Regions from separate parts of the Homo sapiens genome. Here all the other regions are linked to region 2. The links are chromatin loops, found by intact Hi-C in ENCODE. Cell type or tissue: heart right ventricle. All regions are shown on one strand. Links, peaks and the distances in the headings refer to the core of each region. The heading gives the core; the rest is flanking DNA.

What was found. Peaks named below come from ENCODE experiments on the same cell type or tissue, not always from the same donor. Only the 100,000 strongest peaks of a DNase experiment are listed, where the experiment ranks them.
Region 1: a loop joins it to region 2, with 4 times the contacts of the local background. A loop is called at or near these places in 81 of 110 quality-filtered maps.
Region 3: a loop joins it to region 2, with 2.9 times the contacts of the local background. A loop is called at or near these places in 35 of 110 quality-filtered maps.

Annotation. Positions count from the first base shown.
Region 1 is chr18:23,622,269-23,632,548 of GRCh38, forward strand. ANKRD29 (ankyrin repeat domain 29) reads right to left here. Exons shown (of 10, transcript NM_173505.4): 6 at 7,585-7,683. Among named protein-coding and RNA genes, the nearest start is that of ANKRD29, 36 kb to the right of the region's middle. In heart right ventricle, for the core only: no CTCF peak of the experiment used is centred there; no DNase peak of the experiment used is centred there; H3K27ac peaks cover 1,348 bases.
Region 2 is chr18:23,682,295-23,692,428 of GRCh38, forward strand. It overlaps LAMA3 (laminin subunit alpha 3), which reads left to right and starts at 7,159. Exons shown (of 75, transcript NM_198129.4): 1 at 7,159-7,683. The coding sequence starts at 7,390. RefSeq lists an enhancer at 6,518-7,067. In heart right ventricle, for the core only: a CTCF peak has its summit at 7,139; DNase peaks (open chromatin) are centred at 7,127 and 7,590; H3K4me3 peaks cover 2,399 bases; H3K27ac peaks cover 1,550 bases; H3K27me3 peaks cover 1,038 bases.
Region 3 is chr18:23,509,483-23,519,762 of GRCh38, forward strand. It overlaps RMC1 (regulator of MON1-CCZ1), which reads left to right. Exons shown (of 20, transcript NM_013326.5): 6 at 6,374-6,514; 7 at 6,838-6,941; 8 at 9,408-9,497; 9 at 9,587-9,692. It also overlaps a transcript of NPC1 not described here. Among named protein-coding and RNA genes, the nearest start is that of RMC1, 11 kb to the left of the region's middle. RefSeq lists an enhancer at 9,397-10,280. In heart right ventricle, for the core only: a CTCF peak has its summit at 6,641 (motif pointing right); a DNase peak (open chromatin) is centred at 6,639.

The DNA of each region.
Region 1 (10,280 bases), core at 2,132-7,131, 63 kb before region 2:
GGTGGGAAATCTAGCTGCTGTAGCCAGAGGGGTGCGGGTGGGACCCTGGAAGGCAGGAGGGGAGTGTGGGTCCAAGCTGGTGCCAATACTAATGCGCTTCTCCCTCCGTGCCTGCTCTGGGTCTGTTTTGTTCTTTGTCACTCTCTCCACCAGAGGGCGGGCAGGGAGAGGCAGCCAGCTGTCTATTCAATGTGCTTTTCAATGGCTTGGTCATTATTAGTAAACTTGTATTAACAATTGAAACTAATATGTGGGAAAGTGCTAAAAGGTGCTATATTGTGAAAAATTATCTATCTATCTACCTACCTACCTACCTATCATGGAGTCTTGCTCTGTTGCCCAGGCTGGAGTGCAGTGGTGCCATCTCAGATCACTGCAACCTCCACCACCCAGATTCCAGAGATCCTCCTGCCTCAGCCTCCCGAGAGGCTGAGACTACAGGCATGCACCACCACACCCGGCTAATTTTTGTATTTTAAGTAGAGACGGGGTTTCACCATGTTGGCCAGGCTGGTCTCAAACTCCTGACCTCAAGTGATCCACCCGCCTTGGTCTCCCACAGTGCTGGGATTACAAGCATGAGCCACTGTGCCTGGCCAAAAAATTATTATTATCAATTTAGAACATCAATGATAACACTCATCAAATATATCATCTTAATTGGAATAGTCATGGGAGGTGGAAAAAGCAATCAGTTCTTCCTGGCTGTAAGACCTTAGGCAAATCATCTCAGCCTGAGTGAGTGTCCTCTTAGGAAAAATTATTAGCTTCGCAGAGATAAGTGAGAAAACATATACAAAGGTGGTGAGCATGAGCACTGGCTCACAGATGCTTAGGAAATGTTAATTGCATCTGAGTAGTATTTATCATGAGAAACAATACGCCCCTTAATTTGTACTTTTGTTCACAAAATACTTCCATATGCTTTTTAATTTGATTCTTCCATCGACCCTGTGAGATAACTGACTGTGAGCAGGTAGGAATGAGTGGGAAAATGAGATTTGGGGGCCGCCTGTGTATTTCATTACTAGTCATTACATCTCCAAATCTGATTTTGGAGCCCAGGGAGTTGCATGTGAGTTAGAGCATTATTGTCAAATCAGATTACCTATCAGTTGATTATTTAGTTTATGAATTAGGAGAGGTTTTCCTCTTTTGTACACCTTAATTTCTGTTTTCTCTTATTTTTTCCTTCTGGTATAATGGTTAGAGCCTTCATTTTCATCATGAAAATGATGGGGTGCAGTGGCTCACACCTGTAATCCCAGCACTTTGGGGGGCCAAGGCGGGAGGATGGCTTGAGCCCAGGAGTTCAAGATCAGCCTCAGCAACACAGTGAGGCCCCCATCTCTATAAAAAAAAGAACAATGATTTCATATGTTTTTTTTTTTTGAGACGGAGTCTTGCTCTGTCGCCCAGGCTGGAGTGCAGTGGCACAATCTTGGCTCACTGCAAGCTCCGCCTCCCGGGTTCACGCCATTCTCCTGCCTCAGCCTCCCGAGTAGCTGGGACTACAGGTGCCCACCACCACGCCCGGCTAATTTTTTTTTATTTTTAGTAGAGATGGGGTTTCACCGTGTTAGGCAGGTTGGTCTCGATCTCCTGATCTTGTAATCTGCCCGCCTCGGCCTCCCAAAGTGCTGGGATTACAGGTGTTAGCCACCGCGTCTGGCGATTTTATATATTTTTTTAAATTAAACATATAAAAATAATTTTGAAAATGATGAAAAGTAAGTCAATTTAGCTCCTTTTTGTAGAGTTTTGGAATGTACCAAAATGTGAAAAAACATTTAAAAATATTCAAATAGGCTTTTGAATACTTCCATATACTTTGATATTTTTAATACTTTGATATTAAATCAAAGAAATCATTGTGAAGTTATAACCTCTACAGCACTTTTTTTAAAAAGGTAATGGCCAGGCATGGTGGTTCACACCTGTAATCCCAGCACTTTGGGAGGCCGAGGTGGGGCAAATCACTTGAGGCCTGGAGTTTGAGACTAGCCTGGCCAATATGGCAAAACTCTGTCTCAACTAAAAATACAAAAGTTAGCCGGGTGTGGTGGTGCATGCCTGTAGTCCCAGCAACTCAGGATTCTGAGGCAGGAGAATCACTTGAGCCCGGGAGGCAGATGTTGCAGTGAGCCAAGATCATGCCTCTGCACTCCAGCCTGGGCGACAGAGTGAGACTCCATCTCAAAAAAAAAAAAAAAAAAAAAAAAAAAAAAAAAAGGTAATAGAACATTTAGCCTGAAGAAGAATGAGATTCATGGGGTTATGATAGCTGTCTTTTACTATGTGTGTGTATATCAAGTAGAAAAGGATTTAGACCAATTTTTCAGACCAAGTGATAGAAAGAAGACAGATGGGTGAAAGCTGCATGGAGACTTGGGGTCAATGTATAAAAGTTTAATGAGTGTTGGCTAAGACCAAAGAAACTGATCAGAGAGGAGTGAGTTCTCCATGCCTAGAGGTGTTCAACAGTAGCTGATTATCATAGAAAGGATTCGAGTACCGATGGATGGCTAAATAGAGTGAGTTTTATAGTTTCCTCCAACTCTGTTATTCCCTCATTTCATTCGAGATCACTTTTACAGCCAGATCACAGCATGAGATGGAGTATATGACACAACCTGTATTAGAGACTAACCTTGTATGGTCTTATGTAGGCTCCTGAGAGTATTTGGAAAAAAGAACTAAAACCATCCTCTTCTGTGGGAATGAGTATCTGAAGCGGCACTAGCTCTTTGCTTCTACGATTTCCAGCCGTCACACTTGGGTTACTTCTACCTACAGGGTTAGGCCAGTCAGAAAGTCTTGGGGACCAATTCTATTTGAAGTTGGGAGTCCAAGAGCTGTGAGGAATCCTGCCCGTGGCAGAGGGAGTTCAATATTGAGATAATTTTCTTACCCACCCTACCCTGCCCTGGAGCCTATTTCTTATGATTGTCCCTTGCACCGTGTGCCTGGCCCAGCAAATGGGTCTGTAAGAGATTTTACCAGATGCTGCATTGCCCATGGTCTGACTCTATCCTCCCCAGTCAAGGGTGATGGGACTGAGGATAGGCAGGCCAGCCAGTCACTGTGGCCTGGTGCACAAAGATGAGCTGTGACAATGACATGGCTATTCCCAGAGGTTGGCAGTCTGATCCATAAACCTGGGGACCACATACAAGATAAGTAAGCAGACAAAACTGGTAAAAAAAGAAAGGAGTGGGGAGAAACAGAGATATGAAGAGACTTTGAGATGACAGAGAACACACGACTCACTAGAGAAAGTGCAGCCTTGATTTCTGATGGGTTTTCTGTTCCAATGAGGCCTGGTTGGAATAGGAATGATAATAACAGCAATACCTAACATTGCACTGGGTGTGTATCAGCTACTGCATTAAGAGTTTTGCAGGGATTATTTTATTTAATTATCACAGTAGTCCTAAAATACTGAGACTCAGGGACAGTAGGCAACCTGCTAAGGTCACACAGTTAATAAGCAAAATGGGGCCTCTGTTTCATTTTAAGATATCTATATCCCCATAATTTCCAAGCTGCTCTCCACCCAAAAAATCTGGGTCTGCTCCCTAGCTGCCTCTTACAGTCTTCCTGGGGCTTATGCTTATGAGTCTGGGCCCTATATCTGGAGCCTTCTTCTAACTCTCAGGCACTGATCACTAAATGCTGCAGGCTTCCAGACCTGCTCTGCACCAGCCATGGGGATCTTCTGGCAGTCGATACACTTTTTCTGAGTGTGTACCATGTGCAAACGAAACAAGACAGAGTCCCTGCCCTTGCCAAGCAGCAAGGACTTCCTATGGCTGTCTGTTCCCATTTCCAAACCCCCAGGATTCTACGCTAATCTTTTGGCTCCTTCTCCCACTGCCATTGATGGATTCACCCCTCTAAGCTTCCGACCTGGGAGAACGTTTAATTTCTGGGTCCAGCTACTCTGTGTACAAGTCAAGGCTTCTGTTAGGAGATGGCACTTTATTAGATGACTTTTCCTCCAGCCTTCAAAGAAATACTGTTTAGCACATGAAAAAGACTAGATAGAGATGAGTTAACTGACTAACCTCAGCTCTGGGTTAACAGGATCAGACCTTTGCATTCTATTAAAGTATTGTTTTAATAAGGTGGGTGAGTGGAGTTGGGAAAATATATGTCGAGGCATTTGGTTAATAGAAAAATAGAAATAGCCACTCAGCTAGTGATTAAAAAGGTCTGACTCATAGCAACTCAACTTGGTGAGGACACGTGGAAAGAAATGAAAATGAATTGTTAGAGTGAAATCTATATTTCAATGATCTCTGTGACTCTTGACCTTTTGGCTTAGGACAATATGGAAGGAAAATATTTTTTGAAGTTTCAAATCAAGAACATAGTCTTCCTACTGTCTGGCTATGACTAGATTTGGGATTATGATTCCTCATCCCAAAGTACTAAAAAGGTCTTCATTTAGTTCTCAGTGATAGAGTTACAAAGAAAAGTCATCCCACTACCGTTCAGATTCCCTGAAGCTCATATCAAATGTCAGCTGAGTAATTTCAATGTAACTTTGTCAACATCCTGTTACAGGATACCGTAATAAAATGGTAGGGCTTCATAGAATGTCAGTGCAACAATTACAAATCAGATTTAGCCAAAAGTATTAGGAAATTAAACCAGGCAGGTATTCCTGTCCTCATTTTGTAAATTCAAGGATTTTCCAATAATGACTCAATGTGTCAGCTGAGATTTCAGAATAAAACATTGGTTTCCAAATGCTCTACCTATAGAATATAGGTAGGCCATGTGCAGGCCATGTGCAGGCATGGCACTGTTTTCTTGGAACATAATAAATATGCAGAGTTTACACTTTCAGAGAAGACGGAACTTGAGCTAGTCTGACCTGGATAGATAACAACCTCTAATTATAAGCTCACAGTAGGTAATAAAAATTATTATGATTTGAGGGCACAATGGGGTGAGTGTACTCTGTAAAAAGGAAAAATTCCATTGCCTTTTTTCCCCAAAGCAATTCTTATTTTATAAGACACCCTTTTCCTGAATAACAATTCTTTTAGGGCTGAACTCAAAATAATTCAAAACAATTTCATTAGATGCAGTCTTTAGAAGTTGTAGCACTTGCTCCTTGACCAGAGGGTGGATCCCTGCACTCAAAGACTAGGTCATCCACTTTGACCAGGTTATCCTAACTCTTGAGGAAGAAAAAACAGCTATGGCGTGTTGTGGCTACTGCTGCAATGTTGGTTTACTCTTTAACTTCTTGGCTTCAACATCACGGCATGACTCATTTTAGGTTTAAGTGGGCATGGCTCATGCAACATTTGAAATATAATCTCTTATATCGACTTGGTTTTTTACAAGCAGTACTTTAGGCATATAAAGAATAAAATTCAAAGTGCCAGAAATTATTTTGGAAGGATGTACTAATAGAGAGACTTGATAATCTTGATAACCTCACATTCTAAATTCACAGTGGTATCTTCAATAATGGCCCCCAAATCAAACTTAGGCAATCTAAAAATAACCAATTCCTTTTACTAATTTTAGTAAAATGAATCATCTGATTCAGAATCAATCAACAATAACAAAATAAGAAGGACCAATACGAAAATATTAAACTCCAGTCCTCGAAAGTCAACTCTAGCAGGACGAAAGTAAAAGTTTTTTTGAAACTGCTTCCTTTCCCAGGAGTATTCCTGGGGCCACCTAAGAATAACTTTACAATTCTAAAAATATAACCTTACATTGATACATTACATTGATTACAATGTCTGGCACATGGTAAGTACTCAAGAAATATTGATTGAATGTTGAATAAAACAATTATTTAAAATGTGGGCATTTGAAGAGATCATCAGGCTCATGCTGCTCAGCCTCCTAATTTTCAATGATGAAAGTCAGGCCCAGAGAGGTTGATTCACTTGTTCAAAACCACACAGCTCAAATTATTGGCAGAGATGGATTGAGAACTTGGGATTCCTGACCTCAAAACCACTTTGCTTTCCTGACTTCAAACCACTCTGCCCAAAGGCTCTTTATTTTTCTCAGGCTCCTTATGTGCTTGGGCTTCTAAAGACCAGAGAAACCTGTGTCCAAGAGCTCAGACCAACCTTAAAGTTCTCATAGCTATTCATTATGTGAACACAGAGAGGCATTCCTGTATCAGGTCATAGTACAGTGGAGATGTGCCTGGGTATGAAATCAGCTTGACTTTTTCCTAGGAAACTACCTTTATAGTAATGTTTCCTTAATTCGAAATGTTTTGTTAAAAATAAATTAATCTGGTGCCAGGCATGGTGGCTCACACTTGTAACCCCAGCACTTTGGGAGCCCAAGGTGTGTGGATCACTTGAGGCCAGGAGTTCGAGACCAGCCTGGGCAACATGGCTCTCTACCAAAATGTATCTCTACTAAAAATACAAAAATTAGCTGGGCATGGTGGCATGCACCTGTAATCCTAGCTATTTGGGAGGCTGAGGCACAAGAACCCAGGAGGCGAAGGTTACAATGGGTCGAGATCATGCCACCACACTCCAGCCTGGATGACAGAGCAAGACGCTGTCTCAAAAAAAAAAAAAAAAAAAGTTAATCTGGACAAAAATAGTACCTACACAAGAGAAGCTAATTATAATACTGTACATTTGGAAGGTTCTTCACTGTTTATAAAGTGCTGCCTGTATAATCTTGCATTTCTGTTCTTTTTTCTTCTTTTTAAAAATCATTACTCTTTTTTTGAGACAGAGTCTTGTTCTATTGCCAAGACTGGAGTGCAGAGGCGCGATCTCGGCTCATTGCAACTTCTGCTTCCCAGGTTCAAGTGATTCTCCTGCCTCAGCCTCCCAAGTAGCTGGGATTACAGGCATGCGCCACCGCGCCTGGCTAATTTTTGTATTTTTAGTAGAGACGGGGTTTCATCATGTTGGCCAGGCTGGCCTCAAACTCCTGGCCTCAAGTGATCCTCCTGCCTCGGCCTCCCAGGGTGCTGGGATTATAGGCATGAGCCACCACTCCCAGACTACATTTCTGTTCTTTTACTTTCAGTTAATTGAATTGCTAGCTGTTAGCTTGCTGTTGGTAAATGAAGTCTCAACAGCATAACAATTGTGAGAGATGAAGGTGCAGAACCTCCTAATGATTCCAACGGCATGGGCTCCTCTTTGGCTTGGTGGAAGAAGTGGTGGGCAGGTAGTAAGGCAGCATTATCAGCAGGGGCCAGGCTACTTGGCCCACATCTGTTTACCTATGTCCCAGGCCAGCCTGCACTCATTAGATCAGTGCAGCCATAATTTGTTTGCACAGGAGGTGGCAGAGTGTGTACTTGTGTACTTGACCTCAGACATCAAATACTTAAGTTTTGAAAGTACTGAACTGTGATGTCAGCTTGGTTTCATAGGCTTTCAGGCCAGCTCAGAGCATAGAACAGGAGATACCCTAATCAAAGATTAACTTTTCATCACAGAAGCAGAAGGGTTTAAAGGATGCCTTGAGCTTACTGGTTATCTCAGGTATGTGCTGCCAGCGGACACCCAGCCCTCCCTGCCCCATGCGCCATGTGCTCGGGCAAATGTCAACAGTGGACATTACCTGCCTTGGCTGGTTGACTTTTGCTCCTGAAGCCAGCAGTAATCGAATAACATCCAAGTAACCACCTTGGGCAGCTAGGAAGAGGGCAGTGGCTCCATCCTGAGAGAGAACAAATTAAAAGCATTAAAAACATTATCTTTCACACTTATTTTAAAAGAAATTAGGGCGGGTGCAGTGGCTCATGCCTGTAATCACAGCACTTTGGGAGGCCTAGGTAGGTGAATCCAGGAGATAGAGACCAGCCTGGCCAATATGGTGAAATCCCGTCTCTGCTAAAAACACAAAAATTAGGCTGGGCACGGCGGCTCACGCCTGTAATCCTAGCACTTTGGGAGGCCGAGGCAGGTGGATCACCTGACATCCGGAGTTCGAGACCAGCCTGGCCAACAGGGCGATACCCCATCTCTACTAAAAATACAAAATAATTAGCCAGGCGTGGTGGCGGGCACCTATAATCCCAGCTACTCCGGAGGCTGAGGCAGGAGAATCGCTTGCACCTGGAGGCAGAGGTTGCAGTGAGCTGAGATCGCGCCACTTCATTCCAGCCTGGGCAAAAGAGCAAAACTCCTCCTCAAAAAACAAAAAATCAAAAAACAAAAAACAAATAAAAATACAAAAATTAGCCAGGTGTGGTGCTGCATACCTGTAATCCCAGGTACTCGGGAGGCTGAGGCAGAAGAATCTCTTGAACCCAGGAGGTGGAGGTTACAGTGAGCCAAGATTGCATCACTGCATTCCAGCCTGGGCAACAGAGTGAGACTCTGTCTCAAAATAAATAAAATAAAATAAATTAGATTTAAAATATACACATTTAATATAATTTTCCATCTCCATCTCTTTGTAGGTTTCCACCTTTTTGTCAATGAAGAGCCAAATGTTAGATATACAAATCCCCCAAACCTCATTTTTAAAAAATTTATTTTTAATATATTTTTAAATTTCTAAAAATTCTTTTTTTTTTTAATTAGCTGGGCGAGGTGGCATGTGCTTATAGTCCCAGCTACTTGGGGGCACTGAGGCAGGAGGATCACTTGAGCCTGGGAAGTTGAGGTTACAGTGAGCCATGTTTGGGCCATTGCACTCCAGGCTTAGGGAACAAAGTGAGACCCTGTCTCAAAAAAAAAAAAAAAGAAAAAAAAGAAAAAAAAATTGAGAGTAAAAGGTGTCCTTTTAATTAGATCTTTCCTACCCTTTTCTCTTTCTTGTCCCCTTATCCTTGTTCCCCCAACATGAGGGTTCTGCAAGAATTAAGATACAATATGCAGCTGGGTACGATGGCATACACCTGTGGTCCCAACTACTCAAGAGGCTGAGGCAGGGGGATTGCTTGAGCCCAGGAGTTCAAGACCAGCCCTGGAAACATAGCAAGACCTTGTCTCTCTCTCTCTTCTTTTTTTTTTTTTTTGAGACAGGGTCTCCCTCTGTCACTCAGACCTTGAGTGTAGTGGTACGACCACAGCTCAATGCAGCGTCAACTTCCTCAGCTCAAGCGATCCTCCCACCTCAGCCTCCTGAGTTGTTGGGACTACAGGCGTGCATCACCACATCCAGTTAATTTTTTAAAAAAATTTATAGTAGAGACAGGGTCTTGCTATGTTGCCCAGGCTGGTCTCGAACTCTTGGGCTCAAGCGATCCTCCTGCCTCTGCCTCCCAAAGCACTAGGATTACAGGCATGAGCCACCATATCCAGATGACCCTGTCTCTAAAACAAAACAAGACAAAACAAGACAAAACACAAAAGAACCCTGAAAGATGTTTTCAATACAACTGCCCTAGAAACCATCTCCACAAAGTGGCTCTCTGCCAGCCCAGCAGACACCAACAACACCTATAAACACAAAAAAGCACTCCTGCATAAAGCCCAGAGCAAGTGCCCCTTTTCCAGTGCTCTTTAGTTTTCGTCTTAACTGAGTATCTATGCCTTCTGGGCATTTCTGTTTTCTTGGACACATGTCACTCGGTGCTTTCGGCAGACGTGTGGATCAGCTGAGAGCATGATCCCCGGATGCTCCCTTCAGCCTGACAACATTCGCAGCGCAGGGTGAGCTTCATTGTTTTCAGACCACGGTGGAAAACCAGAGCACACCCTAGAGGAAAACACCTAGCAAACCCAGCTAATTACCACACCTCCCATTGGGAACACTAACCTCAAGCAAAAATATAAGACATGTTTCCCTGCAAGTCCAGCCACGTGTGTCACGTGGAGGGTCCTGGATTTTCAGTGGGCGTCAGCAGAGCTGCCAAACTGCCCTCCAGGCAATCATTAAGAAATTAATCAGCCTGTACAGATTTTCAAGCAGATGTTTTATATGGGGATAACATTTTCGGAAAGTCTACCATGTCCTTAGCTGCTGAAAACTCTCAGCAATTTTCTTTTTCTTTTTCTTTTTTTAATTTTTTTTTAACTCTCAGGAATTTTCCAAGATGAACTACCCATGCATTGAATTTTTCACTGTGCATTCCAAGTTTTGGTTCTGCCCCGCCCATCCATATTTCAATCGTTTTTAAGAAAATATTTAGATTGTTTGGGTAAAGGTAAAGGTCTTAATATAAAATGGAAGTTATAATGCATGAAATTTCTTGAGTCACCTTAAAACAGAGAGGAAATTACTATGGGAAGGGGCTTTTCTTTTCACCAAACACTTTGGCTTTTCCTATTCAGTGTGTGTGTGTGTGTGTGTATATATATATATAT
Region 2 (10,134 bases), core at 5,135-10,134:
ATCAGGCTGAGAATTCTACTCTGGTTTGGTTAACACTGGGGTTTCTGAGCTCAGAAGATAAACCAGACAGAGGCCATGGGCCAAGTGAGTATCCTTACTTTACAAGAAGTCCTTAGATCAGGGGACCTGGAACAGGGAGGTCCACACTTTAGAGAGGTGGAGATGTCCTATAATCCCAGGCAGGCACATAGCTGGGTTCTGGATACCATCTCATGGTAATGAGGGCTGAGCAACTGAACAAGTCCTTAACCTTGACTGTCTTGTCTGGAAACAAAAGTGGGTGATCTTAGATTTGTGTTTCCTGATACCCAAGGGTCTAGGGGTAATTCTCAGTTTTCAAAATGATTAATAGAAACCTTGCCTTTATTTAGAGTCTGACAACATAGGCTAAAGCAAGCACACTATCTTCACTCTGAACTGGAATGATTTCAGCTCTGTGTGGTCATGGTAATTGTTTGATGTTAACCAAAAGCCTACATTTGCACAGTTAGGTAGATATTTAATAACATAGAAAAATGCTTGTTGAGAAATACACTTGGTGAAACTTTCTTTTTTATTTTTGGAGATGGACTCACGCTCTGTCACCTAGGCTGGAGTACAGTGGCGCAATCTAGGCTCACTGCATCCTCCGCCTCCTGGGTTCAAGCAATTCTCCTGCCTCAGCCTCCCGAGTAGCTGGGACAACAGGTGCATGCCACCACACCCAGCTAATTTTTTGTATTTTTAGTAGAGATGGGGTTTCACCGTGTTGCCCAGGCTGGTCTCGAACTCCTGAGCTCAGGCAACCCACCCTCCTTGGTCTCCCAAAGTGCTTGGATTACAGACATGAACCACTGTAGAAGAGTAACAAAAGATTTTTTTTTTTCTTGGATGGTAGAATTGCAGGATTCCAAAAGATGCTTTCCATCTTGGGTTTGCAATGATGGTAACAAATTGGGTGGCAGAACTTTACTCGTTGCCTAGTTTCCTCTGGTTTTCGACGTGCCTCACCAGGTGTGTGTCATTATAAGTAGAAATGCCTTTAGTCTTTTGGTTTTGTTTGTATTCTTTTGGTTGCTGTTAGTGATCCACACACTGCTATTGGCTTAGATGATGTTATTGTTTTCTCTGTTAAATGATGATGACAGGTCAATTTCTGCAAACTGATTGATTATTAAGTGAAACCAAGCCAGTAACAAGTCACAGTTTAACCATGCAATTTAAAAGAGAATAGAAATAATAAGCAGGACCCAGGGCTTCTGATCCCAGTTCATATTCCTAGGAGAACTGGAGAGGAGAGAAGGGAAGAGCTGCCATATTGGGGAGCGAGTGAAAAAGGAGGAGAAAACCTATGTTTTGATTAAGAGGAAGAATAGCCATGAGTATGTTAGGTCAATCACTCTATTAAAGGGACATTACTGCATTTGTTATGCCGTTGTAAGACACTGAGTTTATTACCCATGCATGTCTAGGTTCTTGGCTCTAAGGACATTCTTTTTAACAACAGCATGCATGGCAAGTTCCACTTCCATCTTAAGATTTGAAGGATGTAGCTCTGCATGAATCACTTCTGAAGTATTGGGAGGTCAGCCAAACCCCAATTCACTCTTGTTAGTTTGAGTTTGTTTGCACCCAACAATGCACGTATGTCCCACCCACCCTTCCAGGGCGAAGTAAACCTCTTGTGCTTGGGACACATCTGTAGCCTTCACACCACAGATGGGCCTCACCCAGGTGTTTTCCTTTTGTCCTCTCAGAGTCCTCCTAGAAGCATAACTGGAAATCAGATGTCTTGGGTCCAGCTGATTATTCCTGTTTTTCTTAAAATATGGGCAAGTCATTTAATTCCTTTAAGCATTCTCTTTCTATATTAAAACATGACAGCCCCAGCCAGGTGCAGTGGCTCATGCCTGTAATCCCAGCATTTTAGGAGGCCAAGGCAGGTAGATCGCTTGAGTCCAAGAGTTTGAGACTGGCCTGGGTAGCATGGCAAAACCATATCTCTACCAAAAATACAAAAAAGTAGCTGGGTGTGGTGGTGCACACCTGCAGTACCAGCTACTTGGGAGGCTGAGGCCAGAGGAGCACTTGAGTAGGGGAGGTGGACGTTGCAGGGAGCTGAGATTGCACCACCGCACTCCAGCCTGGAGAGTGGAGTGAGACCCTATCTCAAAAACAACAACAATAAAAACAAAAACATGACAGCCCCATTTTGCCTTAAAAATGTGTGTCCTTATATTTGCTGCTTTAATGTCTCAAACCACTTGCTCATAACATTCCTTCATTTAAACTTCAGAACAGCCTTCCTCCTCCCACCCACCAAAGTGTCCTCATTCTCATTACTCATCTTTATATCTCTGGCATCCAGGACTGTGGAGCGTAGTTGTTTCCTGGATGTTTGGTTTAGACATTTAATCTTCAGAGAGATGACTTTACTAGCAAATATTAACTTTAGATATGAAGCTTTTATTTGATCATCTTTATAGCTGTTCTCGGTGGGCAAATACACTTAATGTACCTTGACATCGCAAAGTTATTTTTAAACTGCAATGACAACATGAAGTCAATGATATCACTTACCCTCTGACTAGGGAATGCAATAAAACACATTAAAGAGAAATATTGTCATTGTACAGTGCAATAAATTTGTATATCATGCTGTTAAGTGTTGCCGTTTATAGCAAAATATGAAGCCCTGTAAGGACAAAGCCTTGATTTGAATCCAGGGATGGTTGTAGCTGCTGCCGAGGTTTCTGATAGCATCAGAACATCTCAGCAAAAGGACTTGGCAGTGTGGAAGAGTTACTGGCCAGGGCAGAAAACAACTTTTTAAATTTAGACTTTGCTTTCACTTTTACATGTTAATAAAATAGTTTTGGAATCTTAGCCATTTGTTGAATGCTTTCCTTCAAATAATCTTGTCTGAGAGGACTTTAAAAAGTACATAAAATCTTTCTCACTTTTTTTTTTTTTTTGAGTCGGAGTCTGGCTTTGTTGGCCAGGCTGGAGTGCAGTGGTGGGATCTCTGCTCACCGCAAGCTCCGCCTCCCGGGTTCTGGCCATTCTCCTGCATCAGCCTCCCAAGTAGCTGGGACTACAGGCGCCTGCCACCACGCCTGGCTAATTTTTTGTATTTTTAGTAGAGACGGGGTTTCACCATGTTAGCCAGGATGGTCTAGATCTCCTGACCTCGTGATCCGCCCGCCTAGGCCTCCCAAAGCGCTGGGGTTACAGGCATGAGCCACAGCGCCCAGCCCTTTCTCGCTTTTTATCAATCTTCTTTCATCAATTTAGGTAGGACCATATCACTTAGGGCAGGACTATTAGAGTCAGTGCTGGGTACTCATTCAGTTGATTTAATAGAATATTTTGAAAGTTTTTATTAGGACAAAAGCAATATAGTTTCATTCTTGGAGAAATTAAAAAATATAAGCAAGCAAAAAGAAGAAAATAAACAAACAAACAAAAAATCCCCTCTCTCCATCCTATCTAGCCACTTGAATATCCTATTGTAAAGCTTTCAAAAATTCTGGCCAGGCGCAGTGGCTCATGCCTATAATCCCAGCATTTTGGGAGGTCAAGATGGATGGATTGCTGGACCTCAGGAGTTTGAGACTGGCCTGGGCAACATGGCAAAATCCCATCTCTACAAAAAAAAAAAAAAAAAAAAATAATAATAATAATAATAAAGAAAATTATCCAGGCATGGTGGCACATGCCTGTAGTCCCAGCTACTTGGGAGGCTGAGGTGAGAGGATCACTTGAGCACCACAGGTTGACACTGCTGTGAGCCATGATTATGCCACTGCACTCCAGCCTGGGAAACAGAGTGATACCTTGTCTCAAAAAAAAAAAATTATTTGTCTGCTTTCACACACACGCATACACACACACACACACATTCATATACAGTTCTTTTTTTTTTTTTTGAGACGGAGTTTCGCTCTTGTCACCCAGGCTGAAGTGCAGTGGTGCGATCTCAGCTCACTGCAACCTCTGCCTCCCGGGTTCAAGCGATTCTCCTGCCTCAGCCTCCCCAGTAGCTGAGATTACAGTCATGTGCCACCATGCTCGACTAATTTTTGTAGTTTTAGCAGAGACAGGGTTTCACCATGTTCGCCAGGCTGGTCTCGAACTCCTGACCTCTGGTGATTCACCCGCCTCACCTCCCAAAGTGTTGGGATTACAGGCGTAAGCCCCCACACCTGGCCACATTTCTTATGTTTAGTAGATATTTCAGTTCTGCAAAAATCCATAATAACAGCTTTAAGATATAATTTATATACCATAAATTCATAAAGTGCACCATTCAGTGGTTTTAGTATATTCACACAATTGGTGATGTGATAGTGGTGATGCATAGCGTGATGGTTATCATCACCACTATCTAATTCCAGAACATTTTTATCACTCCAAAAAGAAACCCCATAGCCAATAGCAGTCACTCCCCATACAATATGTGGTCTTTTTTGTCTGACTTCTTTCACCTACCATAACGTTTTCAAGGTTCTTCCATGTTGTAAGCATGGATCAGAACTTCATTTCTTTTTATGTGTGACAGATATTCCATTGTATGGATATACTACATTTTGTCTATCCATTCATCAGTTGGGGAACATTAGGTTGTATTCATTTTTTTATTATATGACTAACGCTGCTATAAACATTTATGTACAAGTTTTTGTGTGGATATATATTTTCAGTTCTCTTGAGTATGTTCTTAGGATTGGAATTGCCAGATCACATGGTCATGTTATGTTTAAGTTTTTGAGGAATTGCCAAAGTGTCTGCACCATTTTACATTCCCATCAGTAATCTGTGAGGGTTCCAACTTCTCCACATCCTCACAAATACTTGTTATTATCTATCTTTTTGATTATAACTATCCCAGTGTGTGTGAAGTAGTATCTCATTGTGGTTTTGGTTTGCATTTTCCTGATGGCTAATGATGTTGAGCGTCTTCCATGGTCATGCTTATCGACCATTTTTATATTTGCCCACTACTTTTTAAAAAATGGTTGAGTTGTAAGAGTTTATTCTGGATATGAATTTCTAATTAGATATATGGTTTGCAAATATTTTCTTCTATCTTGCGGATTGTCTTCTACTTTCTTTTTTTTTTTTTTTTTGAGATGGATTCTCAGTTTCCCAGGCTAGAGTGCAGTGGCACAATCTCAGCTCACTGCAACTTCTGCCTCCTGGGTTCAAGTGATTCTCCTGCCTCGGCCTCCCTAGTAGCTGGGATTTCAGGTGTGCACCACCATGCCCAGCTAATTTTTGTATTTTTAGTAGAAAATTTCATCATGTTGGCCAGGCTGGTCTTGAACTCCTAACCTCAGGCGATCAACCCATCTTGGCCTCCCAAAGTGCTGGGATTACAGGCATGAGCCACTGTGCCTGGCCATCTTTCGCTTTCTTGAGGGTGCCTTGGAAGCACAAAAGTTTTAAAATTTGGTAAGTTTCAATTTATCTTTGTGTGTGTGTGTGTGTGTGTTTTGAGACAGATTTTTGCTCTGTTGCCCAGGTTGGAGTGTAGTGCCATGATCTTGGCTCACTGCAACCTCCGCTTCCCGGGTTCAAGTGATTCTCCTGCCTTGGCCTCTGGAGTAGCTGGGATTACAGGCACATGCCACCATGCCTGGCTAAGTTTTGTATTTTTAGTAGATACAGGGTTTCACCATTTTCCCCAGGCTAGTCTTGAACTCCTGACCTCAGGTGATCCACCCACCTCGGCCTCCCAAAGTACTAGGATTACAGGCATGAGCCACCGTGCCCGGCCCAATTTATATTTTTCTTTTGTTGCTTGCGCTTTTGATATCATAGCTAAGACAGCATTGCTAATCCAAAGTCATGAAGATTTTCTCCTGTGTTTTTCCCTTAGAATTTTATAGTTTTAGCTTTATAGTTTAGCTCTCTAAATGTAAAATTTAGAGATCTTAAATCCATTTTGAGTTAATTTTTGCATATAGTATGAGGTGGGGATCCTACTAGATTATTTTGGGATGTCCAGTTTTCCCAGCAGCGTTTATTAAAAATATTATTCTTTTCCCATTGAATAGTCTTGGCACCCTGTTGAAAATCCAGTGACCATAAATGTAACGGTTTATTTCTGAGCTCTCAATTCTATTCCATTGATCTATGTTTATCGTTATGTCGGTACTACACTGTCTTGATTACTGTAGTTTTGTATTAAGTTTTAAAACTAGGAAGCGTGAGTCCACTGACTTCATTCTTTCTCAGAATCGTTTTGGATTTTCTAGGTCTCTTGCATTTCCACATGAATTTTAGGATCAGCTTGTCAATTTCTGAAAAAAAAAAAAGTCGGGATTTTGATCCCTATCAAAATCCATTGTGTTGAATTGTAGGTTGCTTTAGGAAATATTGCCATCTTCACAATATTGTCTCCTAATCCATGAACATGGGAGGCTTTTCCACTCATTTAGGTCTTTTAACATTTCTTTCAAAGAGGTTTTGCAATTTTTATTGTACAAATATTGCATTCCTCTAATTTCTTCGAGGGCCTATGTGGGTTCTGTTTTAGTAGGGTGTTCTGCATATAAGACCAAGCATCAGTCCGGGGTCGTGGGGGGAGGGGGTCTTCTCTGTTCTGAGGCCATCATGGCAGGTGGCGTACCTCACTCAATCTCTGTTAGCTTATTTGTAAAATTGAGCAGATTAGGCATCTAAAGGATTTCCTCTAAGGTTCCTTTCCAGGTTGGCAAATTACAACTTGCATTATTGGCTGTCTTTTAAATATGTACGTTCCACCACTCCCAGTTCCCTGGCTCAGCCTGTGGCTGCAGTGCCACAGGGATCCTAGGTGCACAGTGTTGAGGAGTTGACGACTCAACACTTGGCTGGGAAATCGAAATGTCTTTGATGTGAGTTCTGTAGGTAGTGGCAGTTTCCTCTGCTCTCAACCAAATTCGTTTACAAGCCTCCTTTACTCTTAGGTCACAGGTGGCTTTTCTGGCTTTGACCTGAGCGGTGAGTATCCAGAGAGGAGAACGATCTAATTAATTTCTGTCCTGGCGCCTGGAGGGTTCGAAGATCCCAGGCTCCCGTTCCCGCCGCCTGGGTGGGAGCCCGGGAACGCCTCTCCCATTCCCCGCCCGCGAAGTTTGCAGCGCGCCTCGCGCGGGAGAGACGCCGTCTGCTGGCGCGCGGCTGAGCGCTGTCAGTTCCTGATCCGGCTGGTGCCCGCTCCAGCCGCGGCAGGTTCCAGAGCTGAGAGGCCACCCCCACGCCGCGGGCTTCCAGCGCGTGGAGCAAGGGGAGCGGCCCCGGCGCCGCCCATATCCCCGGCTGCGCTAGTCCTGGCGCTGCAGGTCCGGGAGGCGCAGGCGGAGAGCGGCGGTGCCCCCGAGCCCCTCTGCGGACGGCTCAGGCGGGAGGACCCCGCGCGGCTGGATGGCGGCGGCCGCGCGGCCTCGGGGTCGGGCACTGGGGCCAGTACTGCCGCCGACGCCGCTGCTCCTGCTGGTACTGCGGGTGCTGCCAGCCTGCGGGGCGACCGCTCGGGATCCCGGGGCCGCGGCCGGGCTCAGCCTTCACCCGACTTACTTCAACCTGGCCGAGGCGGCGAGGATTTGGGCCACCGCCACCTGCGGGGAGAGGGGACCCGGCGAGGGGAGGCCCCAGCCCGAGCTCTACTGCAAGTTGGTCGGGGGCCCCACCGCCCCAGGCAGCGGCCACACCATCCAGGTGAGGGCCTCGGAGAGAGCCGGGGTGGGCGCGCCTTTTCCTTCCCGCGCCGGCCAGACACCCGGAGAAGGGATCGGGCCCTTTCCTCACGCGCGCTAGTGGCTCCGGGCGACTGGGAAGGGCAGCCCCCATCCCCGCGCGCGAGGGCCCACGACCCAGGAGCGATCTCGTGGAAGCACCGCACCGGCACCACCGGCCCGAGGCGAGGAGGGGGAGCACGCGAGGTGACATGAGGCTGTGGTCAGGTTCGGGCTGGTGGAGGGGAAAGTGTGAGGCTGCGCTCTAAGAGATGCAGGCGCCTCGGCCCTTCCCGCCTCCGTCACCCACGGAGCGTCCCGCCAGGCTTGAGTCCTCGAGGGTTCAGGGGCGCCTCCTGCCCCACCTCCCGGGCCTTATTCGGAGAAGTCGGTGGCAATTACCTTCTGTGGTGTATTTTAAGAGAGAATTTTTAGGTTATAACAGCGGTATCACTCTAATGTTACTGAAAAGATTCACTTCACTGCACTGCCTGAAGTGCCACCATCCAGTCATTGGGGGCGAATGAGACCTTAGGCGGACAGAGATAGAAAGGCTCTCAGAGATCCGAGCCTCACCGCGAACACCCGGGGCAAACGACATTGCGGTGCATGTTAAGCAGCATCTTGCAGTGCCTGGCCCTTACTCACAGGTCTCAGCCAGGCAAGAGTGCAGTGGTGCGATCACGGCTCACGGCAGCCTCGAACTCCTGGGCTCAAGGGATCCTCCCGCCTCAGCCTTGGGCGTAGCTGGGACTACAGGCGTGCCCCCCCGTGCCTGGCAATTTTTTTTTTTTTTTTTTGAGACAGAGTCTCGCACTGTCGCCGGGGCTGAAATGCAATGGTGCGATCTCGGCTCACTGCAACCTCAGGCCTGGCAATTATTTATTTATTTATTTATTTATTTATTTATTTATTTATTTATTTATTTTTCTGTAGAGACAGAGTCTGGCTATTTTGCCCAAGCTGGTCTCAAACTCTTAGCCTCAAGCTGTCCTTCTGTCTTGACCTCCCAAAGGGGCAGGAGAATTTGAATCCAGTCCTGACTTCAAATCCTGGACACTAAGCCCAAATTGCCTCCTTCTTCTGCAAAGTATTGTTGAGGAACAGGAAGTGGGAAGAGGGAGCGATTTTGGAGCTTGGGTTCTAAAAGAGCAAGGTTATCATTGGGTGTCTAGATTAGTGTTTTAGAAACTCTTTTGACCATGCACTTCCATAAATGACAAGTTGTTGAACATCTAGTGCCATATGTGCTTATTTACTTATAAACTACATGCATGTATTATATTGATATGTGTTGTGCATATTTTAAAACATGCAAAAACAGAAATCTAAAAGACAAAATAACAATGATGAAAATATTTTTACCATATTTATATATTATCTATATTATAAAACATGCAAGAAAAGAAACTAAAAATATAAAATAACAATGATGAAAATACTTTTAACAGTCCTCAAATAATTTTGCTTTCTCTATTTTATGATTGTGTGTTTATAAACACACAAATATGCAAATATAATTGTGTGTATAATTATTTTTGAGAAATTTAGTTTAGCTCTTATAACAATTCAGTTTTTAATTTAATTTTATTTTTGAGACAGGGTCTCACTCTATTACCCAGGCTGGAGTGCAGTGGTGCTATCTTGGCTCACTGCAACCTCCACCTCCCAGGCCCAGGTAATCCTCCCACTTCAGCCTGCCAAGTAGCTGGGACTATAGGCACATGCCACCATGCGTGGCTAATTTTTGTATCTTTTGTAGAGACAAGGTTTTGCCATGTTGGCCAGACTGGTCTTGAACCCCTGGGCTCAAGCGATCTGCCCACCTTGGCCTCCCAAAGTGCTGGGATTACAGGCATGAGCCACTGCACCCGGCCTGATTTTATGTTATACTTGATTTTAGTGGTTGTTATAGCTGAAAAGATACCTAAAAAAATATGTAGATTCAAATGGAAGAACTGCATTGACCAGTCACATAATTTACAGAGTTCAGTGCAAAGTGGAAATGTAGAACCCCTTGTTAAAAAATTATTTTAAATATCAAGATGGTGACAGCACAGCATTGAAGTAAGCGAGGGGCCCTTCGAAGTGAGAGGCCCCAAGTGACTGTACACGTCTTTTGCTGTCTAAGCTACTAAATCATGGTACTATAGCTCTAGCTCTGCCCCATCCTTCGGTTAGCCTAAAAATTTTTAGAAGTAGAAACTTGGCCGGTAATTGTTCACTTCCAAGTTGTATTCAGCATTCCTAGTAGAAAGGTATTACGTTTTAATGTTTTGTATTGTTTTGTTTTTGAGACGAAGTCTCTCTCGTCTCTCCCAGGTTGGAGTGCAGTGGCACGGTCTCAGCTCACTGCAACCTCCGCCTCCTGGGTTCAAGCTATTCTTCTGCCTCAGCCTCCCGAGTAGCTGGGATTACAGGCGCCTGCCACCAC
Region 3 (10,280 bases), core at 4,466-9,465, 170 kb before region 2:
CCTCAGTCTCCTGAGTAGGTGGGACTACAGGCATGTACCACCATGCCTGGCTAATTTTTCTTTTTATTATTTTATTTTATTTTATTTTATTTTTGAGACGGAGTTTCGCTCTTGTTGCCCAGGCTGGTGGAGTGCAATGGCGCGATCTCGGCTCACCGCAACCTCCGCCTCCCAGGTTCAAGCGATTCTCCTGTCTCAGCCTCGTGAGTAGATGGGATTACAGGCATGCATCACCATGCCCGGGTAATTTTGTATTTTTAGTAGAGACGGGATTTCTCCATGTTGAGACTGGTCTCGAACTCCCGACCTCAGGTGATCCACCCGCCTCGGCCTCCCAAAGTGCTGGGATTACAGGCGTGAGCCACTGCGCCCGGCCCTGGCTAATTTTTAAACTTTTTTGTAGAGACGAAGTCTTGCTATGTTGCCCAGGCTGGTGTCAAACTCCTAACCTCAACTCCTGCCTTGGCCACTCAGCTTTAGTCTCTTGCTGGGGATTTTATTCTTTTTTTTTTTTTTTATAATTGCAAGTAATAAATTAAAAAAAAAAAAAAGAAAAGAAAAAGGGCTTGGTGGCCCATGCCTGTAATTCCAGCTCTTTGGAAGGCCAAGGTGGGTGGATGGCTTGAGTCCAGGAGTCTGAGACCAGCCAGGCCAACATGATGAAATCCCATCTCTATAAAAAATACAAAATGTTAGTCAGGCATGGTGGTGTGCGCCTGTAGTCCCAGCTACTTGGGAGGCTGAAGTGGGAGGATTGCTTGAGCCTGGGAGGCAGGAGGTTGCAGTGAGCCAAGATCACAGCACTGCACTCCAGCCTGGATGACAGTGAGACCCCATCTCAAAAAAAAAAACAAAAACACAACAACATTAAAAAGTGGGCAAAGGCCAGGTACAGTGGCTCACACCTGTAATCCCAGCACTTTGGGAGACCGAGGTGGGCAGATCACCTGAGGTCAGGAGTTCGAGACCAGCATGGCCAACATGACGAAACCCTGTCTCTATTAAAAATACAAAAATTAGCCAGGTTGGTGGCAGGCACCTGTAATCCCAGCTACTAGGGAGGCTGAGGCCAGGGAATTGCTTGAACCTGGAAGGCGGAGCTTGTAGTGAGCTGAGATGGTGCCACTGCACTCCAGCCTGGGCAACAGAGCGAGACTCCGTCTCAAAAAAAAAAAAGTGGGCAAAGGACATGAGCAGACACTTTTTAAAAGAAGACACACATGCGACCAACAAACATAAAAGAGCTCAACATCACTGATCATTAGAGAAATGCAAATCAAAACCACAATGAGAAACTATCTCACACTAGTCAGCATAGCCATTATAAAAAAGTCAAAGAATAACAGATACTGGCAAGGTTGTGGAGAAAAGGGAACCCTTATGCACTATTGCTGGGAGTGTAAATTAGTTCAACCTTTGTGGAAAACAGTATGGCGATTCCTCAGAGAGCTAAAAGCAGAACTACTGTTTGACCTAGCAGCCCCATTACTGGGTGTAATATGCAGAGGAATATAAATTATTCTACCATAAAGGCACATGCACGTGAATGTTCATTGCAGCACTGTTCACAATGGCAAAGACATGGAATCATCCTAAATGCCCATCAGTGACAGATTGGATAAAGAAAATGTGGTACATATATACCATGGAATACTATGCAGCCATAAAAATGAACAAGATCATGTCTTTTGTGGGAACATGGATGGAGCTGGAGGCCATCATCCTTAGCAAACTAACACAGGAACAGAAAACCAAATACCACATGATCTCACTTCTAAGTGGGAGCTAAATGTAAGTTATGAATGCAAAGAAGGAAACAACAGACACGGGGGGCTACTTGAGCAGGGGAGGGTGGGAGGAGGGAGAGGAGCAGAAAAGATAACTATTGGGTACTGGACTTAATACCTGGGTGATGAAATAATCTGTACCACAAACCCCGTGACATGAGTTTACGTATGTAACAAACCTTCACATCTATCCCTGAACCTAAAAGTTAAAACAAAAAACATTCAAACATTGCAAGATATGTAATATGGAAAGCAAATGTTCCCTATAATCCCGATAAATAATTATTATGAACAGTTTGGTGCATATTCCTCTATTTTTAAAAATAAATACAAACTTCTTTTTAACAAAAAGGGGAATGTTGTATATAAACTTTTGCAGCTAGCTTTTTTTTTTTTTGTCCAAAGTGTATCTTGGACATCTTTCTATATTTTATTCTGACTGGGTAGTATTCCACTGTATGGATGGACTGCAGTTTAAAAATTTTCTTGTTATTGGACATTGGCTGGTTTTCCATTTTTTTGTGATTACAAATAACCCTTCAGTAACATGCTTGTACACACTTCTTTATATTAGAGGGAGAGTTGCAGTATAGGTACGAACATCTGAAAAGCTGAACCAGTATCGCCAAATTTCTTCTAGACATGTGTATTTTCACTAGCAATATAGGAACTTCTGCTTTTCATACCTTTAGGAGGACTGGATATTATCAGTCTATAGACATTTGCCAACCTGAGAGGTAGAAAGACTTTTTTTTTTTTTTTTTTTTCTGAGACAGAGTCTCACTCCGTCGCCCAGGCTGGAGTGCAATGGTGCGATCTCGGCTCACGGCAACCTCCACCTCCTGGGTTCAAGCAATTCTCCTGCCTCAGCCTCCCAAGTAGCTGGGTCTACAGGCGCCCAGCACCACGCCTGGCTAATTTTTGTATTTTTAGAAGAGGTGGGGTTTCACCATGTTGGCCAGGCTGGTCTTGAACCCCTGGCCTCAAATAATCCACCTATCTCGGCCCCCTAAAGTGCTGGGATTACAGGCGTGAGCCACCATGCCTGGCCGAAAGACATTTTAATTTGCATTTTACATTACTAGGGAAGTAAGCATCTTTTCATTTGTATATTGTCCATTTGTATTTTGTTAACTTCCTCTTAAAATTTTTTTATTTTGTAATAATTATTTTGAGACAGGATCTCTGTCACCCAGGCTGGAGTACAGTGGCACAATCACGGCTCACTGCAGCCTCGACCTCCTAGCCTCACGTAGTCCTCCCACCTCAGCTTCCTGAGTAGCTGGAACTACAGGTGTGTGCCAGCACGCCCAACTTAATTTTTTTTTCCTTTTTTTTTTTTTGTAGAGATGAGGTCTTGCTGTGTTGCCTAGACTGGTCTTGAACTCCTAGGTTCAAGCCATTCTTCTGCCTTGGCCTCCCAGAGTGCTGGGATTTATGGGCATGAGCCACTGTGTGTGGTCAAAAATATTTTTTTTACTGTGGTAAAAAAACATACAACATTTATTATCTTAACTGTTTTTAAGTGTTCAGTTCAGTAGTGTTAAGTATATTCATTCACATTGTTATGAAATAGCTCCAGAACTTTTTTCATCTTGTGAAACCAAAACTATCCAGTAAACAACTCCCCTTATCCCTTCCCTGCAGCCCCAGCAATCTCTATTTTACTTTCTGTTTCTATGAATTTGACTCCTTTTTTTTTAAGATGGAGTCTTGCTCTGTTGCCCAGGCTGGAGTGCAGTGGCGTGATCTCAGCTCACTGCAACCTCTGTCTCCTGGGTTCAGGCGATTCTCCTGTCTCAGCTTCCTGAATAGCTGGGATTACAGGTGTGCGCCACCACGCCTGGCTAATTTTTGTATTTTTGGTAGAGATGGGATTTCACCATGTTGGCCAAGCTGGTCTTGAACTCCTGACTTCAGGTGATCCACTCACCTCAGCCTCCCAAAGTGCTGGGATTACAGGCGTGAGCCACTGTGTCCGGCCGAATTTGATTACCTTTTATACTTCATATAAGTGAAATTATACAGTATTTGTCCCTTTGTGACTGGCTTATTTCATCTACCATAATTTCCTACAGGTTCCCCCATGCCATAGCATGTGATAGGGTTTCCTTTTTAAGACTGATAATACCGCACTGAGCGTATACACCACATTTTGCTTATCCATTCATCTGTTGAGGGACATTTGGGTTGCTTCTGCCTCTTGGCCATTGTGAATAGTGCTGCTGTCAATACAGGTATGCAGATACCGCTTCAAGATCCCGTTTTCAGTTCTTTTAGATTTATACCCAGAGTGAGATTGCTGGAGCAGATGGTAGTTCTGTTTCTGAATATTTTAGGGAACCGCTATACTGTTTTCCATAGCAGTTACACCATTTTGCAATCCCTCCAAGTGTACAAGGGTCCCAGTTTCTCCATATCCTCACCAACACTTGCTGTTTTGTTTTGTTTTGTTTTTGATACTAGCCATCTTAATTGTGGTTTTGATTTGCGCTCTTTGTTGATTAGTGATGTTGAGCACTTTTGTGTGTGTGTTTTGGCCACTTTGTGTATCATCTTTGGAGAAATGACTAATTCGGGTCATTGTGCCTATTTTTAAAATCAAATTACTATTATTTGTTGAATTGTAGTTCTTTATATATTCTGATATTAACACCTTCTTAGAGATACAATTTGCAAGTATTTTCTCCGAATCCGGAGGTTGCCTTTCCACTCTGTGGATTGTGTCCTTTGATGTACCTGCCTGTTTCTTTTCATCTGTTCCAGCTTCCTGACCTATTAAGCATGCTTCTGAGATCTCTAAGGGGAACTAATTTAGAGGGTGTTAAGAGTTCTTTCAGGTTTTAATTTTGTTGACCTAATGAAAGTCATATAATTTAGAATGTATGGTTAGAGAAAATACACCTGTGTGTTAATGCCATGGTGCTTTGCTGTAAGGCCATCATCGAAATCTTAGTAATGACTGGCTGGGCACGGTGGCTCATGCCTGTAATCCTAGCACTTTGGGAGGCCGAGGTGGGCGATCATCTGAGGTCAGGAGTTCGAGACCAGCCTGGCCGCCATGGCGAAACCCCGTCTCTATTAAACTCCATCTTTACTAAGTGCCGTCTCTACTGTCTCAAAATAAAAATACAAAAATTAGCTGGGTGTGGTGGTGGGCGCCTATAATCCCAGTTACTTGGGAGGCTGAGGCAGAAGAATCCCTTGAACGTGGGAGGTGGAGGTTGCGGTGAGCCGAGATTGTGCCACTGCACTCCAGCCTGGGCAACAAGAGTGAAACTCCGTCTCAAAAAAAAAAAAAATTTGTAATGACCAATAGGAGAACTTTAAACAAACTTTAGACAAATTCCATACACACAGAAATAGAATTTTGTACATGTGATTGCATGGGAAGGATGGCTTGCTTTCTGGGGGAGTTCCCTATGGTAATCATTTAAAAGTCTGTCTTTCTGTTCTCTGCAGTGGGAAAGTATACCTTAAGGTTACCTAGATGGCTTCAGATCTTCAAGAAAAAAGTTAAAAAGAAAGAAGACTCTAGCACATCCTAATTATTATAGTTCTTAAGAAGCTTACGGCTCCTGCCCCTGACTTGCGCAGCAGTTCTTCAGTGCAGTGTACCATGAGCATTAATGTCTTGGGGGCTCTGTACAGTGTTCTGTAATATCGGAATATTTAGGGTACATTGAAAATGTGCCTGGATTATAAAGTACTGCATTTGTATGGAGTCTTATGAACACATCTGCTAGAAGAAGGGAGCTCCTCCCAGGCCCAGTGTAGACTGGAGTCGAGGTGGAGGCCAAGCAGAAGGCAGATCTGCCATGGTCTGGGAGGTGGCCGAGTTAACACATGGGGTCCTGGAGGTGTCAGTTTCTTTTGGCCGTTTCCTGGATGAGGAGAAATTTGTTGTAAATTGCTCTTAGGTGTATCCATGTGCTCCACATGCCCAGGCATGTGGAGGCACAGATAAGGATTTTGGAGGGAAACAGCCTACCCAGGCTATAATTGCTTTGTTAAGGGGCAGGTTCCCTAATCCACTCTTGGAGCCTTGTTTCTCATCTGGCTAATAGGGCCAGTGATGCCTGCCTCTCAGTCGTGGCAAAGAGTAAATGAGTTAGGAGGCTCTGTAAAGCACCAAGCATAGGGCTGGTTAAGTAGTAGCTGTAATAAGTACAAGTGAGAATGTTCATTTCACTTAGTGGGTTTCTTCTGCTTTTTATTCTCAGAGCGCACTGTAAGGATCTTCTGACAGTTTGCTGTTATTGATTTATTTATTAATTGAGACTGAATCTCGCTCTGTCACTCACGCTGGAGTGTGATGGTGCAATCTTGACTCACTGCAACCTCTGCCTCCTGGGTTCATTCAAGCAATTCTTGTGCCTCAGCCTTCTGAGTAGCTGGAATTACAGGCATGTGCCACCACGCCTGGCTAATTTTTGTATTTTTAGTAGAGATGGGGTTTTACCATTTTGTCCAGGCTGGTCTCGAACTCCTGACCTCAGGTGATCCGCCCACCTTAGCCTCCCAAAGTGCTGGGATTAGTTTGCCGTTTTTTAAATGAAGATCCTGTTTCTTAAACTCTGCTTCAGGTATTACCAGAGAAACGGAGTCTGAAACTCTTGAAGAGCCACAATCTCAATGTGAATTGGTACATGTACTGCCCCGAGAGCGCCGTGATCTTGCTGTCTACCACGGTCCTGGAGAATGTCCTGCAGCCTTTTCACTTTAGGGTAAGAGGAAGCCTCCCCTGAAAAAAACACCTTTCCCCAGTTGTCCCCTGTTCCTGTAGCATCCTAATGTGTCAGGCACGTTAGGGACAGGTTCCTCTAGCCGTAACGTCACCGCTCTGACCACTAGAGGGCACTCTGTATACCCGTCAGCTCCTGGAGCCATTCATTCTATGCTGGGCAGACAGGCTGTGAGAGGACATGGGGGACGGTGGAAAGGATCCAAAGACGAAGTCTGTGTTTATCCTTGTTGGTTTTACACAGGGAATGATGAAACATTGAAGGGGTTTAATAAGCTTTTCCTAAAACATTTTCCCCCTAAACAGGCTGGCACTATGTCGAAGCTGCCCAAATTTGAGATTGAATTACCAGCTGCGCCTAAGTCAACTAAACCCAGCCTTTCCGAAAGAGACATCGCAATGGCTACCATGTATGTCCGTGTCAGAGAGAATTCCATCCTGTGATTGCTTTCAGTAATATAAATAATAGAAGGAGTGTGTTACAAGCACCACGTGATGCCCTGACCCCTAGAACACATAAGGAGGACTCCCCTTGTTCTGGGTATTCAGTGTATAGGTCCTGTGAACATAGAAAACCTGCAGTGTTTTTGGCATTCCTTTTTGATTTTTATCAGCTTTGTGATGCTAAGGAATTCCTTTACCTTTCTAGCCTGATAAAACAAGAACATTGAACCAATTTATTTCTTAGTATCTTTGTTTTAGAATTTCTTCTTCTTTTTTTTTTTTTTTCGAGACAGAGTCTTGTTCTGTCCCCTAGGCTGGAGTGCAGTGGTGCAGTGTCGGCTCACTGCAGCCTCCACCTCCCAGGCTCAAACGATTCTTCTGCTTCAGCCTCCCAAGTAGCTGGGATTACAAGTGTGCGTCACCTCGCCCGGCTAGTCTTTGTATTTTTGGTAGAGACAGGGCTTCACCATGTTGGCCAGGCTGGTCTCGAACTCCTGACCTCAAGTGATCCACCTGCCTTGGCTTCCCAAAGTGCTGGGATTACAGGCATGAGCCACTGTGCCTGGCCAAGTTTATTTTTTTTAAAAGCTCAGTTAAATAATAATTGTTCTAAATAAGAAAATAGATTAAGATTTTATGTAACAGACATGGAACTAAATTACGTATATATAGAGGTATATTTTCTTTTACTTTTTTTTTTTGTTTGTTTTTGTGATGGAGTCTTGCTCTGTTGCCAGGCTGGAGTACAGTGGCACGATCTTGGCTCACTGCAACCTCCGCCTCCCAGGTTCAAGCGATTCTCCTGCCTCAGCCTCCCGAGTAGCTGGGACTACAGGTGCGTGCCACCATGCCCAACTAATTTTTGTATTTTTAGTAGAGACAGGGTTTCACCATGTTGGCCAGGGTGGTCTCGGTCTCTTGACCTCTTGATCTGCCCTCCTCAGCCTCCCAAAGTGTTGGGATTACAGGCGTGAGCCACCACGCCTGGCAGTACGGAGGTATATTTTCATTTGAAAAAGTGGATATCTCAGTTTTTAAATTTGTAATGAAAATTTTAAACACACAATAGAGACTAATAAAAAAGAACCCCTGTATGCCTGTATCTGATTCGACAATAGTCAAAATTTTGCTTCTAAGTTACTTCTGATTCTTCTGTGGCCTAAAACAGTGGCCCAAACTTTCAAACTTTATGGTAGTTAGTATAATGTTCTTTCATTTCTTCTTCCTTTTTTTTTAAACGTACTCTTCTGTGGCATTCCTGTTTATTTTTAAATTTTTTTTGGAGAGTGTCGCTCTGTTGCCCAGGCTGGAGTGCAGTGTTACAATCTCAGCTCACCACAACCTCCGCCTTCTAGGTTCAAGTGATTTTCCTGCCACAGTCTCCCAAGTAGCTGGGACTACAGGCGCATGCCACCACATCTGGATAATTTTTGTATTTTCTGAAGAGATGGAGTTTCACCATGTTGCCCAGGCTGGTCTTGAACTCCTGGGCTCGGGTGATCCTCCCGCCTCATCCTCCCAAAGTGCTGGGTTTATAGGCATGAGCCGCCGTGCCCAGCCAGCATTCCTGTTTAGACAATAGATAAAGTGAGAGCAGTCCTGGCTGAAGTGGAGGTGGGGACCTGTTCCCTCCCACCTTGGTCTCCTCCTTGTCCCTGGGCAGGCCCAGCACAGAGTTTACCACTGGACTAGAATATGCATTCAGGAACTGTTCACAGCAACATTTATTAGATGGCACTTAAATAGAAAAGGCTGAGCATGGTGGCACACACCTGTAATACCAGTGACTGGGGAGGCCAAGGCAGGGGGATCGCCTTGAGGCCAGGAGTTCAAGACCAGCCCGGGCAACATAGTGAGACCCTGTTTCTACAAAAAAATTTAAAAATTAGCCAGGCACGGTGGCACGTGCATGTAGTCCTAGCTACTGGGGAGGCTGAGGTGAGGGAAGATCGCCAAAGCCTAGGAGGTGGAGGTTGCAGTGAGCTGTGGTTGCACCACTGCATTCCAGCCTGGGTGACAGAGGGAGACCCTGTCTCTGAAAAATGAAAAAAAAAAATAGTGATTATATTTTCCTGTTATTAAGGAATATACATTCATTATACAAAACTTGGAAAACAGAGAAGAAAATGAACTTAGCATATCACTCAAGTATAACTATTACATGTGTTTCTTTCCAATCATTTTAGACTCTATGCTTAGGTTTGGGGTTTTCTTTTAAAATATTATGATCAAGCTGTGTTTAGTGTGTGTTCTCTTTTCCACTTAACTTTATAATAGGCTTTGAGTAACTGCATGTTTCTTTGTAAACACTTGTTGGCAGCAAAATACTCCATTAAGTGAATATCTTATAATTTACTTAACCGTGATGCCATTTAGAACAAAGGAATTTTGAATGGCCAGATGTGATTTATGTCTGTTTGTTCCCTAATTAGATACGGGCAGCTGTATGTTCTCTTCTTGAGGCATCATTCTCGGACCTCCAACAGCACAGGAGCGGAGGTGGTCCTCTATCATCTACCACGGTAGATTTCATGCTTTGTTTTCCCTCTCTCTCTGATTTTAAAATGTGAACTGCAGCTTGTTGATCTGTTTTTTGCTTTCTATCCTACAGAGAAGGTGCCTGTAAAAAGATGCACATATTGAAGTTAAATAGGACGGGAAAGTTTGCCCTGAACGTGGTGGACAACCTGGTAGTCGTGCATCATCAGGATACAGAGGTACAAGCTGTCTGCGTTTCTACCAAAGTTAAGGTTGCTTAAAAGCCTTGTGAAAATTGGTGGCTGGGCACGGTGGATCACGCCTGTAATCCCAGCACTTTGGGAGGCCAAGGCGGACAGATTGCTTGAGCCCAGGAGTTCGAGACCAGCCTGAGCAGCATGGCAAAACCCCACCTATATAAAAAATACAAAAATTAGCCGGGCGTGGTAGTGCACGCCTATAGTCCCAGCTACTTGTGGGGCTAAGGCTGGAGGATGGCTTGAGCCCAGGAGGTCGGGGCTTCAGTGAGTGGAGATCGCGCCACTGCACTCCAGCCTGGGTGATGGAGCAAGATCCTGTCTCCGAAAAAAAAAAAAAATTGGCAAAATGTCTGAATAAGACTAGAAAGTGCATTTTTATGCTAAGAGTTTTGGTCTTCCAGATGGAAATGGGTTTGGTAGTCTCAAGTAGTTTAGAAAAAAGTGATTGTGTCAGTTGATTAAAGATAATTCAAAACTATTTCAGAAACTAACGCTTGAGATTTGACCTTGGAAGAAGGTGGGAATCCGCTCCATTCCACGAGTACTTGAACTCTCTGTTGCAATTGT